Regions from separate parts of the Mus musculus genome. Here regions 1 and 3 are each linked to region 2. Evidence: chromatin loops called from intact Hi-C (ENCODE). Cell type or tissue: left cerebral cortex. All regions are shown on one strand.

The links. Peaks named below come from ENCODE experiments on the same cell type or tissue, not always from the same donor. Only the 100,000 strongest peaks of a DNase experiment are listed, where the experiment ranks them.
Region 1: it touches region 2 in a loop (9-fold over the local background); 33 of 42 quality-filtered maps call a loop at or near these places.
Region 3: a loop joins it to region 2, with 2.6 times the contacts of the local background. A loop is called at or near these places in 11 of 42 quality-filtered maps.

The regions. Positions count from the first base shown.
Region 1 is chr4:150,344,645-150,349,644 of GRCm38, reverse strand. The region is part of intron 1 of Rere (arginine glutamic acid dipeptide (RE) repeats); the gene reads right to left. Among named protein-coding and RNA genes, the nearest start is that of Rere, 65 kb to the right of the region's middle. In left cerebral cortex, CTCF peaks have their summits at 2,164 (motif pointing left), 3,893 (motif pointing left) and 4,134 (motif pointing left); DNase peaks (open chromatin) are centred at 2,148 and 2,544.
Region 2 is chr4:150,463,733-150,468,732 of GRCm38, reverse strand. Rere (arginine glutamic acid dipeptide (RE) repeats) reads right to left here. Exons shown (of 23, transcript NM_001085492.1): 5 at 1-38. Gm52709 (a long non-coding RNA gene) reads left to right here and starts at 1,304. Exons shown (of 2, transcript XR_003955312.1): 1 at 1,304-5,000. In left cerebral cortex, a CTCF peak has its summit at 2,735; a DNase peak (open chromatin) is centred at 2,759.
Region 3 is chr4:150,364,007-150,369,006 of GRCm38, reverse strand. The region is part of intron 1 of Rere (arginine glutamic acid dipeptide (RE) repeats); the gene reads right to left. Among named protein-coding and RNA genes, the nearest start is that of Rere, 85 kb to the right of the region's middle. In left cerebral cortex, a CTCF peak has its summit at 1,948; no DNase peak of the experiment used is centred here.

The sequences.
Region 1 (5,000 bases), 120 kb after region 2:
CGTTTTAAAACAAAATTTACTGGGTTGTTATTATTATTATTATTATTATTATTATTATTATTATTATTATTATTATTATTCCTTGCCTGCATGTGTGTCTGTGTGAAGGTGACAAGTCCACTGGAACTGGAGCCTCAGACACTTGTGAGCTGCCATGTGGGTCCTTCAGAAGAGCAGCCAGAGCTCGTAACACCAGCCCCACATAGGATTATCATTTGAACTCTTAATCGGTTTCTTTCCAAAGAAATGGCTGTACCTGTTATAGGTCCAACAACAATTTAATTTAACCACAGGGACTGGGTGACAGGCAGGGGCACAGGCACTCAGCTGAGCTCCCTGTGGAGCCCCTAAGCGGCCTCTCAGTCTGCTCATCTGCCCTGCCTGTGCTTGTACAGGAATCTGCAGATATTAGTGTGCTTTAACAGGCAGGCTTCCCAGCAAGAGTGATAAACTGGAATTCGATACAGCTAATAAATGCAACTGAATAGCTTTGTTTTAGCCAGTCCTGATGGCACAAGTCAACAATCCCAGCACGTAAGAGAATCGAGACAGAAGAATCAAGAGTTCAAAGCCAGCCAGAGCTATGTAAAATTCTATCACAAAAAACTAAAGCATATGGGGCTAGAGAGCTGGGCCACTGATTAAAGTAATTTCTGCTCTTCTAAAAGACCTAAATTTGGTTCTAAGCACCTATGTCAAGGCAGATCACAAGAGCCTGCAACAACAGCTGCAAGGGAGGCAACACTCTCTTCCGGCCTCCATATACATGCTGCATACACACACACACACACACACACACACACACAGACAAAAACTCATTTAGAGGCTGGAATGATGGTAAATGCACTTGCCACCAAACCTGATGACCTAAGGTAGATCCCTTGGGACACATGGGATAAGGAGAGAATTGACTCCCACCAGCTGTCTTTTGACTGCCATCATTTTCTACCTGTGGTTAGGCTTGTTATTAGACTGAACAGAGCTTTGACCTAAAAGAGTTACAACCATTTTTTTTAAGGAAAAAAAACAAATCATCCTCTCTCTCTCTCTCTCTCTCTCTCTCTGTGTTTATGTGTATTTTCTAAATAAATAAATGTATATAATAATTTTTAAAGGCTCATTTAGACTTGAAAACAGTTCTTTCCAGACAGACTTGATGGCTTACTCAGATGACTCAAAAGTACATGAGGGAGCAGGAACACAAGTTTGAAGACAGCCTAGACTGCATGCAAAGATCAAAGTGAACAGTTTAACAAAACTCTATCCCGAAATAAAATTTATAAATGGCTAAAGACATACTTCAATGCTTAAAACACTTGCCTTATATGCTGTGCAAGGCTCTAAGTTCAATCCAAAGAAGAAGGGGGGGGGGGACGAAGGGGGGATGAGGGGGAGGGGGAAAGGGAGGGGAGGGGAGGGGGAGAAGAGGAAGAAAACAGTAATAACAACAATGATGCATGGACTAGAATTCCCTGGAATATACACACCACACACCTTTAAGACTCTGAGGGAAAGATCAGGCCTATTGGCACATACATGTAATTGCAGGTATACAGGAGGCTAAGGAAAAAAGAATTCTAAGTCCAAGACCTGCCTATGCCAATATATGAGACCATTAGTTTAACCCCTAAAGGTAAATAAATTAAAGAGGAAGTGATTGGTTTAATACCTTTGAAATACTGCTGAATGTAGTGCACATAATACCTAAGGAACTCTGGAACATTTGGCACTGGAAGACATCAATCCATTGGGCATTTACAATTTCCACTCAGTTGTTGAAAATGTCAGTTTCTAGCAGAGGGTATGCCTAGTTCCTACCTAAGAAAGGCTTGCAAACACCAGCTATTCCCTTCCTTTTGCATTTGTTCCACAAATGCCCAAAAAGCAAATTCAGTTCAACTGAGCGAGTCAATAAAAATCCCAGCTTTTATATGGCAGTGTGTTTATACCAGGCAAAGTCATTCTCTAAGGTCAAATCATTATGATGTATTATCTAACAAACTTTTTAAGACAAACCAGATCACTTCTTTCCAAAACTTACATTTCCAAAAACCTGGAAAACCATGTGGGAAGATCCCAAAGCAAATACCTGGATTGTTTTTCCAAATGAAAACTTAAGAGGCAAGAGGACGAATACGCTGAGCTGCACTGCCCTCTAGAGTCTCCTTCTGATACTGTTCTTAGCCTTGAAATAATTAAACACTAATTATAAAACTCTTCTAATTACACAAGTGCTCAGTATTCTAATATTGTAGGCTGACCTTTTTAGTGGATTAGTAGTAGTTGTTATTAAAGCCTATAATATTTCAATTACTATTATTAAAGGTCAAAAATACTTGCCAAAAGAGAAAGGACTGTACCCAAAACAGAATTTTCTAATTTGCATTTCTTTTAAAAAGTTTTAAAAGAATTCAAACTGAAGCTATCCATAAAACAAAGACCACTTGGAGCATATACTAATTAGCTCCCAGAGCCAGGAGCACAAGCTCAGCCAAAAGAGCCACCGCTCCCACCAGGGAACCAGCCCCCCTTCCTCCCTCTCCCCCTCCCCCTTCCCCAGCTCTCATCAGCCCAGGCAGCTCCTCACAGCTCCTGCCTCTCCTCCTGCCAGGCAACCAGGATTCCAAAGGGATCCTGAGGAGCTAATGAGAAGCCATGGCCACTAAGACCTGTGTCAAAGCACACACTCCAAGGCCCACTTTTCCTGAGCACGCAATAAGCAACACGGTAAGGACAGGAAGTAAACAAGCTGCAATTCCTGATACTGAAGAGCTAATCAAAAGTTATTCATTAATGTTATTCATTAATGTGCACCACTGGCAGTACTGGGTGGGTGGGGCCTTGCTTGTCACAGTGAGTGACCAGGGCTTGTTTTAATCTACATTTGTCGTCCTCCTAAAAAGAAAGAAAAAAAGATTTAAAGAGAACCATCACTGCTCCTGACAGTGTTATTGTTTCTGAACAGCTATCCTAATTCTTGCCAGTGCACAAAAGAAATCTTTCAGGTGAATATGGGGAAATCATTGAGGGGCCCAGACCTTTATATTCAATACTCCAAAAAAAAAAAATTGAAATAGGAAACCAAACTAATGCTTCATACCTAAATGTCCATTTTTACTTTTGAAAATCACCTAATAAAAGTAATCTTGAAAGTGGGTAATCTTTAATCCCAGTACTGAGGAGGAAGAGGCAGGTGGATCTCTGGGTTCTCAGTTTGAGGCCAACCTGGTCTACAAAGCAAGTTCCAAGACAGCTAAGGCTATACAGAGAAGCCCCATCTCAAAAGATTAACAAAACAAAAAACAAACAAAAAAAGTAATCTGAGGTTCCACTGCAATGCAGTAGATGAGCTGAGGGAGGGAGGGAGTGTGAAAGACAAAACGCCTGCGAGCGCTACAGGTCAGCAATGACGACGGCCTGGGTTTGTAAAGTAAAGCTGTACACATGAACCTATCTACACAAGCCTGCTTTCCCACAATGACAGAATTGAGACTGGATACTCCTATAGCCAGCACTGACACACCCGTCAGCCTTCTCCAGACGGACACTTAGAGGATGCTGTGTTTATGAGCTCCATCTCCACTACATCCTAATACTGGAGATGAAATGATGTGGACTCACAGGAAGACCTGACAGTGTAACAGACTCAATAGGACTCTTCACCTTAGGCTTTTCAAGAGATTCAATGACAAGTCCAGTGTTTTCTTTTTCTTCTTTAAAAATTATTACTGGGCTGAAGTGATGGGTCAGTAGTTAAAGAGCACTGACTATTTATTCTTCCTGGTCCTGAGTTCAATTCCCAGGAACCACATGGTGGCTCACAAACATCTGTAATGGGATCTGATGCCCTCTTCTGGTGTGTCTGAAGACAGCTACAGTGTGGTCATATAAATAAAACAAATCTTTTTGTTTGTTTGTTTGTTCTTCAAGACAGGGTTTCTCTGTGTAGCCCTGGCTGTCCTGGAACTCACTTTGTAGACCAGGGTGGCCTCGAACTCAGAGATCCGCCTGCCTCTGCCTCCCAAGTGCTGAGATTAAAGGCGTGTGCCACCACCGCCCGGCAAAACAAACAAATCTTTAAAAAATAAAATTTAAATTAAAAAAAATGGGAAAAAATATTATTTCAAATCTGATGCCCTCTTCTGGAGTGGCTGAAGATAGCAACAGTGTGCTCACATACATAAAATAAATAAATCTTAAGAAAGAAAGAAAGAAAGAAAGAAAGAAAGAAAGAAAGAAAGAAAGAAAGAAAGAGATGCCTACACAGACCCTCCCTTCCCTTATCTTTGCTCCAGAAATTAGGAGCTCTGAATTTGACATGTGCAATGATGTCTCTTTTGCTTGTTTATCCTGTTCTGCCTCTGGACCATCATCACACATGGGTTCCCTCTGCCCAAAACAGACTTCCATTTTCCTCACTGTGACACCCACTTTTCAGTCAGGGTTCTCAAAAGGAACAGAAGGAATATAATTTTTACATTAAAAGGCTGTGGTCTAGATGGTACAACAATGCTATCTCCTGAAGCAAAGGACAAGAATCCAGTAACTGTTCACTCCATAGGACTGGATGCCTCAACATTCTCAGTGTCTGATGCTAGAGTTACAGAGGGTTTCCTAAAGAACTGCTGGTCTTCACTGCATGCTAGAATTCCTAAAAGTAGGTTCTAGCAGGGGAGGGGACAGAGAAGGGACGGCAGGACAGACCAGTAACAGGACAGACAGTGCCACTGAGAGTGAAGGCAAGCACAGGAAAAGCAAAGCTTCCTTCTCCCATCTTCTTTCTGTGGCATTGGGCAGCAGCCAGAAGGCATGGTCAAGCGTTAGGGTGAGTTTTCTTACCTCAAATGATCCAATTAAGGAAATCCCTCACAGTTAAGCCCAGTTGATTCCACAACTTGACAACAAAGATTAGCCACCATCCTTTGGGTCTCAAGTTAGTTCTCTCTTGCTGTGAGTCACCTAACAACCTCAGAACACCACACGCTACCAAAACTGTATCA
Region 2 (5,000 bases):
TACCATTTGACGTTCATGAGTAGATGGTCCCTCTTACTCTGAAAAGGAAAATCTAACAGCGTTAGGAACAGGTTTCAGGTGCCTGCAAGTGCACATCATACCTACGACCAAAAGCCCTGCAACGGTGGACAGGCAGGCAGCAGGAACAGGACTAACAGCAGAATCCCCTGCCCCAGGCCCCAGGCCCTCAGATCGGAACCCTGCTGCAACCCTGCAACTGCTCATCTCAGAGACAAGACACCTAGGTCTTGAAGCTTCTCAGTGTGACTAATTCATTATTACATTTTCCCTTAATGGTAATAAAGATCACTACATTAGAACGTACTTCTACCTTAATCCTTAACCATTTTGGTAAATAATAATAGCCAGAGCACATTACTGAGGCATATTAAAAGTAACAAGCTAGAAAGAACTTACCCAGAGACACCTGACAGTCTCTTCCCCTCCAAGGTTTGCCTGTCACAAACTGTCTCAAATTCTCCCTTCACTGTGGGCCACAGAACTGTATGGAAGTCACTGCTGCATGCCAAAATGATGAAGCACACCACGCACAGTAGGTGGTGATGAGAATGTACACACAACAATAGGACCTGCCTCATTTACCTCTGATCCCAGAATAGAATAGCTTATGCATTACTGCTGGAAAAGAAACAAAACAAAACAAAGACCCTCCTGTCCATCATTGTCCTAGAAACTAAGCATATAAAAGTTAACTTTGTTTTCTCCTCAATCACTAGCTAAGACAGTGGCCATTGCCTCTTCTGTTTGAAGGCTACAGGGTACAGTCTGGAGTCAACTACTTGTATGTTAGGTTGTGAGACAGCTCAACCCAGGGAGCCCTTCTGTTTCATGACTACCTGAGGTAAGGCAGTAATGTCCCTCTGGATAGCTTCTAACTTCTCAGAAGCTCAATGGCCACAAATATAGTGGCCAAAGCTCAAAAAACGCCTCATATTTGTAAAGAAGACAGATGAATTCTGAAGTACACCAGGGACCATCATTAATAAAGGAAGACATATCTTGGTTTACTGAAGGGACCAATCTAGTCTGCATTACAGGACCAGCAAGGGCAGGCAAAAACTGCCTTAAATGTCAATATAACTGAGAATGCAGAGTATTGTCCCACAGTACATACCACACAACCCACGATTCTTTGCATCAACTATTAAACAAGCATGGCTATAGGAAAAGGGCACTGCCTATGGGCTCACATTAAGCAGACCATGCACACAAAGGATAGGCACGATGTATAGGCCTTAGGTTTTAGCATTCATATTTTTACTCTGAAAAGTTTACTGGAAAAAACATTAGTCTGTACTGTTTATTCTACAGAAGAAACATTGATGACAAACAGTATGAGAAGGTCACAGAAAAAGTGCTGAAGTCATTGTTCAAAGAAAGGAGCAGCCCCCTTCTGTGGGAGACCATGACACAGCTGTGTATCCTGAGGGAAGATGGGAGAGATGCTTTCTCAGCAAAAGTAGAGACCAGAAAGACAGATGGAGTCGGATACCAGCATGTAGCACAGAACACTCCATGTTCGTGCTGAGAAGTTGTTGAACCCTAGCCGCTGTCTGACCACTGGGGTTTGTTTGTTTGTTTTTAACTCAGCTATGACCACAGACAAAGGGACTCACAGGTAGGATGTACCAGGCATGGCAAGCGCAGCTAAAGCAGCCAAAGAACAGAACACGTGACCACACCTGGCAGAAGGCTCAGTCTGCCAAGACCCACGAGAAACACTTGTCCTTCCATTTTATCCCGAGGGGAGAAACTTAAGACCATGACTGAGACAGTCACAAGCTCACCACGTTTGCAGCGCTGACACATGCCTGATGACTCCGTCCCCTTGCCACTGTTAAATGCTGCACCTTCCCTAAGCAATGGCAGGAAAAATGTCTTTAAACATTGCTAACTACGTGTGTGTGGACAAAATGAAGTCAAAGTACTTGAAAAACATAGACTTAAAAGATTTGTATCTGTTTTATTTAGGGTTTAAACACTAACAAAACAAAAAACAACAGCCAGAATGATCACATGAAACCTGGCCCAAGCACTATGGAACAAAGGACACAGTTCGCTAGACAACACAGGAAAGCCTGTCACCATGGACCCCCAATGTCACACCATGTGTGTGGCTCTGGCCACGCTCTAAGATTCTGGGTTTTGTCCTGGAAAATGAGAATAATTTAAAGAACTTGTAAGAATGGAAAGAGAGCACCTGAAAGCAGGTGACTGCTTAAGGAAAGGCCCATCGTCTGTCAGGAACCTGTGTGGAGAGGCTGGAGCCGGTCTCCCTGCAGATCCCGAGAGCTCTGTGGAAGGGGTGGCGCTGACCTCCAGCAACCTTTCCAGGCTCACAATGATGAGTACTTCCCAGAGCAGCTGGGAAGGCAGGTGACCAGCCGCTCCCTCAACCCGGCTCCAATATATAAGCATCCACACATTTCTGCAACACTTGTAAGACGCACGAAAACATGAACTCATCAGAAGACTCTTTGGAGTCAATGACTGGCAACTGTAAATTGTTTTTTTTTTTTTTTTTCTGAACCTAGCCAGAGATATACTGGAAACTTAGTTAGATGTGCTATTTCTACATTACTAGTTACCAACTGACGCACACATGCCCACTGATTCCATATAACAAAACAACAAAAACAAAAACAAAACACCTACTCTGGCTTGCTTATAAGCAGACCTGTAACTCTGAAAAACCTCCTAGAGCTCCTGATGCAGTCTTGCCCATTGGCCAGGGGGCGGCAGTATTGTGTCAAAAACATAAACACTTCCACAACTATAGCAAAACAAAGGTAGAGTCAAATGAAAGAAAAAGTGAAGGGATGGAAGGTCAGTCGATTCCTAGGGTCTCTCCATGTTTATAACTGTATGTCTCCCACAGAACAGGACCAACACACAAAATGTAACTACAGTGTGTCTGTCTCTTCACTGACTTTACTTAGTGTTACCATCCGAAGGGTTACATCTTCTCTGGAGGACACTGCTACTGCAGCAGGAGCTCTCAGGTCAAAGGCCACAGCACACTGGGGGTTGCTGGACATTAATAATGGGAAGGCCTCCTCTGATTCCTACTCTTTATAAGTTAACAACTTGCTCAAAAACACCAAAAACTAAAACCAAAAAATAAATCCAGGAATCATATGGCTTACCAAACTCCCTGGGTCTGAATCCTTGTTACAATGCCCTAAGCTCCAACTCTGCAAATAGCACACAGCCTCAGCTTTCCGTGCCGCCCTCACTGGCTGGGAAAACTGGGTCCATTCCTATGAAAGCTGTCGCTATTCTGCAGACACAGGCTTTCCTTTTCTCAGACTCAAGGCTCTGGAGCTGTGGGCTTCATCACTTTAAGAACTCTAAGATGGGCTGGAGAGATGGCTTAGCGGTTAAGAATACTGACTGCTCTTCCAGAGGTCCTGAGTTCAAATCCCAGCAACCACATGGTGGCTCACAACCATCTGTAATGGGATCTGATTCCCTCTTGTGTGTCTGAAGACAGCTACAGTGTACTTACATACATAAATCTAATTAATTCCAGGAGCAGATCAAGTGTTTCTAACAGTGTGCTCACTATTTATTTACTATTGATACAACTGAACACAAACATAAACCTCACATAAATTTATCACCTTCACTAAGTCCCGAACTAAGAAGAGACACTTCCAGGATGAAGGTACCCTGGGCAGTATTTCTGAAGAAAAAAAGACACAGTAGGAAGTAAAGACTTTCCCATTCACTATCTGAGATTCAGACAAAAATGAAGGTCAGGAGGTCAGACACCACAGAGCTAAGCAACCCACCAAAGACAGGTATGGCTATTTGCTGGGTTGGGCGAGGGGTGTGTGCCCACAGGCTATCACTGGACTTACTGTTCTTCAACTCTTTGTCCTGTTTCCACTGCCAAGTGCAAGCCTGCAGGTGCATGGCATGATGCTTGGCTGTGTTGTCCTTAATAGTAAAGACACATGGATGGCATATACGCAAAGAGATTTGAAATGTGAGACAAACACAGCAAAGTAAGGCCATCTGCCACTCACAGCATTCTTGACTGGCATGGTTAATACGCGGTATCTTGAGTGGCTAAAGGATAGACAGCAATGTACTTCAGCTGTGAGTGTCTGTACAGGTACCTTTGGAGGCCAGTGAGTGAGTGACCTTAACAATGGCAGTGTGAACCCATCAGCTTAAGGCCTGTACAAAATAAGTGCAAAGCAAAGGCCAATCCTGGAGCTGAGAGGGTGGTGACCTCAGCTCCACAGCATCTACAGCTTCTGACTCTCAAGTCCCCAGAGCCGCTGAGCTATGCTACTCGCTTCCCCAGGTCTCCAGTGTGCAGGGGGCCCAAGGTAAAACCTCATTACTTCCATAATGGTGGGAGCCATCCCTACCACACCCTGCCCTACCCACTTCTTATTGGTTCTGTCTCTCTGGAAGATACTGACTAATGTACTAAATTAAACACAGGCTTTGAAAAAGTCCAAACTTTGGGCTGTGAGGCTCAATTTTACAGGATAAGCAACTAAAAAGTAATTCCCATATAAATATTATGTTTACTCCAGGAGCTACAGTCATACCAGATAAACATAATCACAAATTTTCTATTTGATCCATAGAATCTCTCCCATTACAGGGAGAGAAAATGTTTTGTTCACAATCAACTTAGTAGGAAGCTGCTTGGTTTCCCTAAGTTTCCACCAAAGCTTGACTATTTTAAGAACTTCTTTTATCAAAACTCAAGCTTTAACAAGTTTAAATTTGCCATCTTATTAATAACTGAGCGGCAGTTGACAGTAATGGTGACACCCAAGTAGAGGAACAAAGAGGGAAGTCACAGGACTCCCTAACACCAGCTACGGGGTGTAAAGCAGAGGTGGAGAGTTGGGGTTCTGCCTGAGAATGGACACACAGGCTCAGACATTGGAAGGTCCGGTTCCCAGTGGGTGGATGGTTTAGGAAGGGTTAGTAGGTGTGGCCTTCTTGGAGGT
Region 3 (5,000 bases), 100 kb after region 2:
TATAATAGAAAGAATCTCCTAGATGCCCCTTTCATATGATCAGCATCTCAAATAACAAGCTTCCAGCAAATTAGTGTATCTTCTCTCAGCCTGTAAAAGTCTAATAAAGGTGCTGGTAAGATACTCAATGATCAAGAGCACTTGCACTAACTCTGACAACCTGAGTTCAATACTTGGGACTAACACATAGAAAAGAACTGACTTGCCAGGATGTCTTGCCAGGATGTCTTTTGACCATCCCAAGTGTACACATGGCACAGATGTGTTCCACCACAGAGTAAAATGTTAGAAGAGAAGGGGGGAAAGCCCAATAAGAAGCAAGATTTTCCACCCATGTTATAATGATGCAAACATTGGTCCTAAAGTGATTTACATAGACTCTGAGGCCCAACTTGTATCCTATTTGCAAGGACAGGCTTTTTAAGAGTTAATGAGGAGCTAGGAGTGATAGCATATGATTTTAACTCCAGCACTAGAAAAACAGAGGCAGGCAGGAAACCTGATCTACATAGTGAATCCTAAGCCAGTTAGAGCTACATAGTGAGACCCTCTCCCAAAAACACTAAACCAAAAGCAAAGAGTTAGTGAGATCCAGAAGCCACTATTAATTCAAAATCAGCTCTTGCTACTTCTGACATTTAGGCAATAGATACTCATATTGAGCAATGTAAACAGAATACAAAATTTTGAAAGCACTTTGTGCACATATTCAGTCTTCCAAATTTCTCTTATATATGACTGTGTTGCAAATTCTGCTCAAAGAAAGAGTAGTGCAATGAATTTTTTAATTTTTTTATTAGATATTTTCTTAATTTACATTTCAAATGCTATCCCGAAAGTCCCCCTATACCCTCCCCCCCCCCCCGCGCCCTGCTCCCCTCCCCACTCACTCCCACTTCTTGGCCCTGGCGTTCCCCTGTACTGGGGCATATAAAGTTTGCAAGACCAAGGAGCCTCTCTTCCCAATGATGGCCAACTAGGCCATCTTCTGCTACAAATGCAGCTAGCGACACGAGCTCTGGGGGTACTCATTAGTTCATATTGTTGTTCCACCTATAGGGTTGCAGACCCCTTCAGCTCCTTGGGTAATTTCTCTAGGTCCTCCACTGGGGGCCTTGTGTTCCATCCTATAGATGACTGTGAGCATCCACTTCTGTATTTGCCAGGCAGTGGCATAGCCAAACAAAAGACAGCTCTATCTGGGTCCTTTCGGCAAAATCTTGCTGGCATATGCAATAGTGTCTGCTTTTGGTGGCTGATTATGGGATGGACCCCCCGGTGGGGCAGTCTCTGGATGGTCCATCTTTTTGTCTTAGCGCCAAACTTTGTCTCTGCAACTCCTTTCATGGGTATTTTATTCCCTATTCTAGGGAGGAATGAAGAGTGAGATGAATTTTGTGTTCACTTTTTCCTCTATTTTCCCTGTCATAGAAGTCTATTCAAAGGCTCTTTTGACTAAAAGCTCCCGGTAGTGATCAGAGACCATTCCAAGCCTACCTCCACATCACTCAAAGCAAAGGCTTTGCCTTATACCTAATTGATAGGCGTTTGCAATTAAGGCATCTGCAGAAGAAAATAAGAGTTAATATAGGGGGCTGGAGAGATGGCTTAGTGGTTAAGAGCACTGACTGTTCTTCCAAAGGTCCTGAGTTCAATTCCCAGCAACCATATGGTGGCTCACAACCATCTGTAATGGGATCTGAGGCCCTCTTCTGTTGTATCGGAAGACAACTACAGTGTACTCATATAGATAAAATAAATAAACAAATCTTTAAAAAAAAAAAAAAAGAGCTAATATAACAAAACTACACATTTTTCAGGAGTTTTAGCACACAACAAAGACTGTTGCATGGTATGAGTGAAACAGTGCTAGGTATGCCCAGCCTCACGAGACTTGCTATCCACGACTGCTCTCAGCACTGCACAGGGCAGCACTTGATGCCTACAGTATCTCCTTCTGGCCACATCAGGTATCACTTCCTTTTGCACTAAGCTCCACTCCACACCATATCCAGTTCCTGGTTTCCTAACAACCTTCACCTATCATCAAAACAACCCTGTCAAGTTGAATACCATTAAGAGATAATGAGAGGAGACTGCAGATGCAGCTAGGAGCAAAGCATTCCATACTCTACAGGCCTCAGCATGCAGCCAAGTGAGCTGGCATCTGACTTTATCCTAGCAGTTATAATTAAATCCAAAGTCTACTAAACTAACATTAAAGCTATGACCAGGAACTGCCCACAGGGAAAATACGAAGCACACTCTGTCAACAGCTAAACAGGGCCCATGTTATTAAAGACTCTCAACTTCCTACTACTGCTCCATGTCTATCCTCTCCACACACTGCTCTGCCGTAGCAAAGAAGAATCTTAACTGCATCTTAGAAAGACGGGAGGTTTGGCTACTCCTCAAGACCAGGAAAGAGGAAGAAAGGTTATATTATTTAATGTAACATTTTAAACGATGGCCAACAACATCATCAACAACCACTAACTAGGGAAGACAGTGAAACTTTGTAATCCCAGCATTTGGAAGATGAGAGAAAGAGAACCACAAGGTCAAGGTTAACCTGGACTTCATGAACTCCTGTAGGGGGAAAAAAAACAAAACAAACAAACAAACAAACAAAAAAAAAACCTAGAAAAACAAAATACCCAAGTCAAGCAAGCACACATTAACTGAATCAGTTCTCTAGTACCAGTCAGTAAGGGAAATTTTGAAAAAATATTACTACGTAGAATATGGACTTATTCTCAAGTATGGTAGCATAGGCCTTTAATTTTAGCACTAAGGAGGCAGAAGCAGTCACATCTCTCTGAATTTCAGGCCAGCCTGGTGTCATAGCAAATTCCAGGACAGCCATGGCTAAAGATACCTTGTTTCAAAAAATATAAACAAACAAACAAACTCGGCAGTGCTAACTTTAAAAATGAGTAAAAGGGAAAAAATAAAGAAGCCAGGAATGGTGACACATATCTGTAGTCCCAACTCTTTGAAGGAAGAGGCAAAAGGAACTCTGCAAGTTCAAGCCCAGTCTGTGCTATAAGGTGAGACTTGTTTCTCAATTAATTAATTAACTAATTTTAAGGGGAAAGATCATTATTTACTGTAAGTATTTTCCCCAGATTAAGAGATCATGTCTTCAATTTGAACGCTGAATTGCTTCTATGTGTATAAGTCCGCCAGGCACCCACAGAAACCAGGAAAGTCAGGTGCTCTGAAGGTAGAGGCCCAGCAGTTATGGGCTACGCTATGTAAGTCCTAGGGACTAACCCAGGTCCTCTGCAAGAGCAGTAAGTGTTCCCAATCACTGAGCCATCTCTCCAGCCCCTTAACACCTTTTTTCTTTTTAAACCTAGAAAAGTTGTATATACTTTATGAAATAAAATGTATTAAGTTGCTAGGCAGTAGTGGTGCAGGCCTTTAATCTCAGCACTAAGGAGGCAAAGGCAGGCAGATTTTTTAGTTTGAGGTCAGCCTGGTCTACAGCGAAAGTTCAAGGACAACCAAGGATGCATAAAGATGCCCTATCTCAAAACAAAGCAAAACAAAACAAAACAAGAAATTTTAAGTTTTTCTAATATATGGTCTTATGGCCACATATTAGTTAAGTTTATATAAATTAGCTTTCTTCTTTCCAAGCTACCAAAATGTCACCAACTTGGAAAATCTTAACAGTTTTCAAAAAAACAAAAACAAAACACAAAACTGTATTTCTTTTTGAAGTTCTTTTAGACTTTTTTTTTTTTAATTAAAATGTTATAACTTCCTATAAAAGAAACTAAACAGCTCTATTCAATGGCTTAAAGTCTCTCCAGGTTCTCTTCTCCATTTGTGAATCTGCATACATCTCTATGACCGTGCATGCTCATTTGTCCAATGGTTCATTCTGTTGATTTTTATTTCACAGAAATTAAATCCTACTGTTTATAGCAACTTGTTCTTCTCACTTTACACCTAGCCATCAACACCACATTCCTGATCACAACTGCACAGAATTTTACAGTGTGGGCGTACAGTAATTAGGAAATTCCTTCCTGAGGCTGTTAACACAGAGTTTCTGGATTTGTTTTTCCTGTTATAAATACTCTTACAACAAACTTCCATGAGAAGTCTTGTTTTGGTGCACAAATGTATTCTCTAGAGGGAAAACTAGGAACTCTTAGCTCACCTTGCTAGTCAGAGCTTAAAGGCTGGGCCAGCCACAGTAGGTGCTGTTGGCACAGCCTACTGGCTGTGGGACTCTCCTCAGTCTCTTTCCTCTCTAAAGCTATCTTCTGACTACCCCTCCTAATATACCTAGTCCTAGACATACTAGCCTTGCCTCAACACATTCTGCTATCTCTTATGAGTGGAAAAGATTCACTATAAGCTGCTTTCGTGTTAAATTCCAAAATTTTATTTTTCCATTTAACTCCCACGTACAAAAGCTAAGATTGCTATGGACCTTCACAACCCATCCCACCCCAAATCAAAATGGTCTCTAGGTTCCAGGCTCCCCCAAAAGATTCCAGAGTTCCTGTTGTTCTAGCATTAAATGGTAACAGCACATTCTTCCTTTTTAAAAGAAAATCCTTGGTCAGACATGATAGCACACACCTTTATTCCCAGTATTTATGAGTCAGAGGCAGGTGGGTCTCTATTAGTTCAAAGCCAGCCTGGTCTACAATAATAAGTCCCAGGGAAGTCAAGACTATACAGTGAGCCTCTGCTTCTAATAAAGAACCAGGCATGGAGGGCCTTTAATCCCAGCACTCAGGAGGCAGAAGCAGGCAGATCTCTAAGTTTGAGTCCAGCCTAGTCTACAGAGTGAGTTCTAGGACAGCCAGGGTTACACAGAGAAACTCTTGTCTTGAAAAACATGCATAGATAGATAGATAAACAAACAAGCAAAAAAAACTATTATTTACATTCTAAAGTACATGTAAAATTAACTGCCTTGTTTGTTTCTATGTATCAAGTGCTACAGAACCACCTAGAAACACATGACACTATCT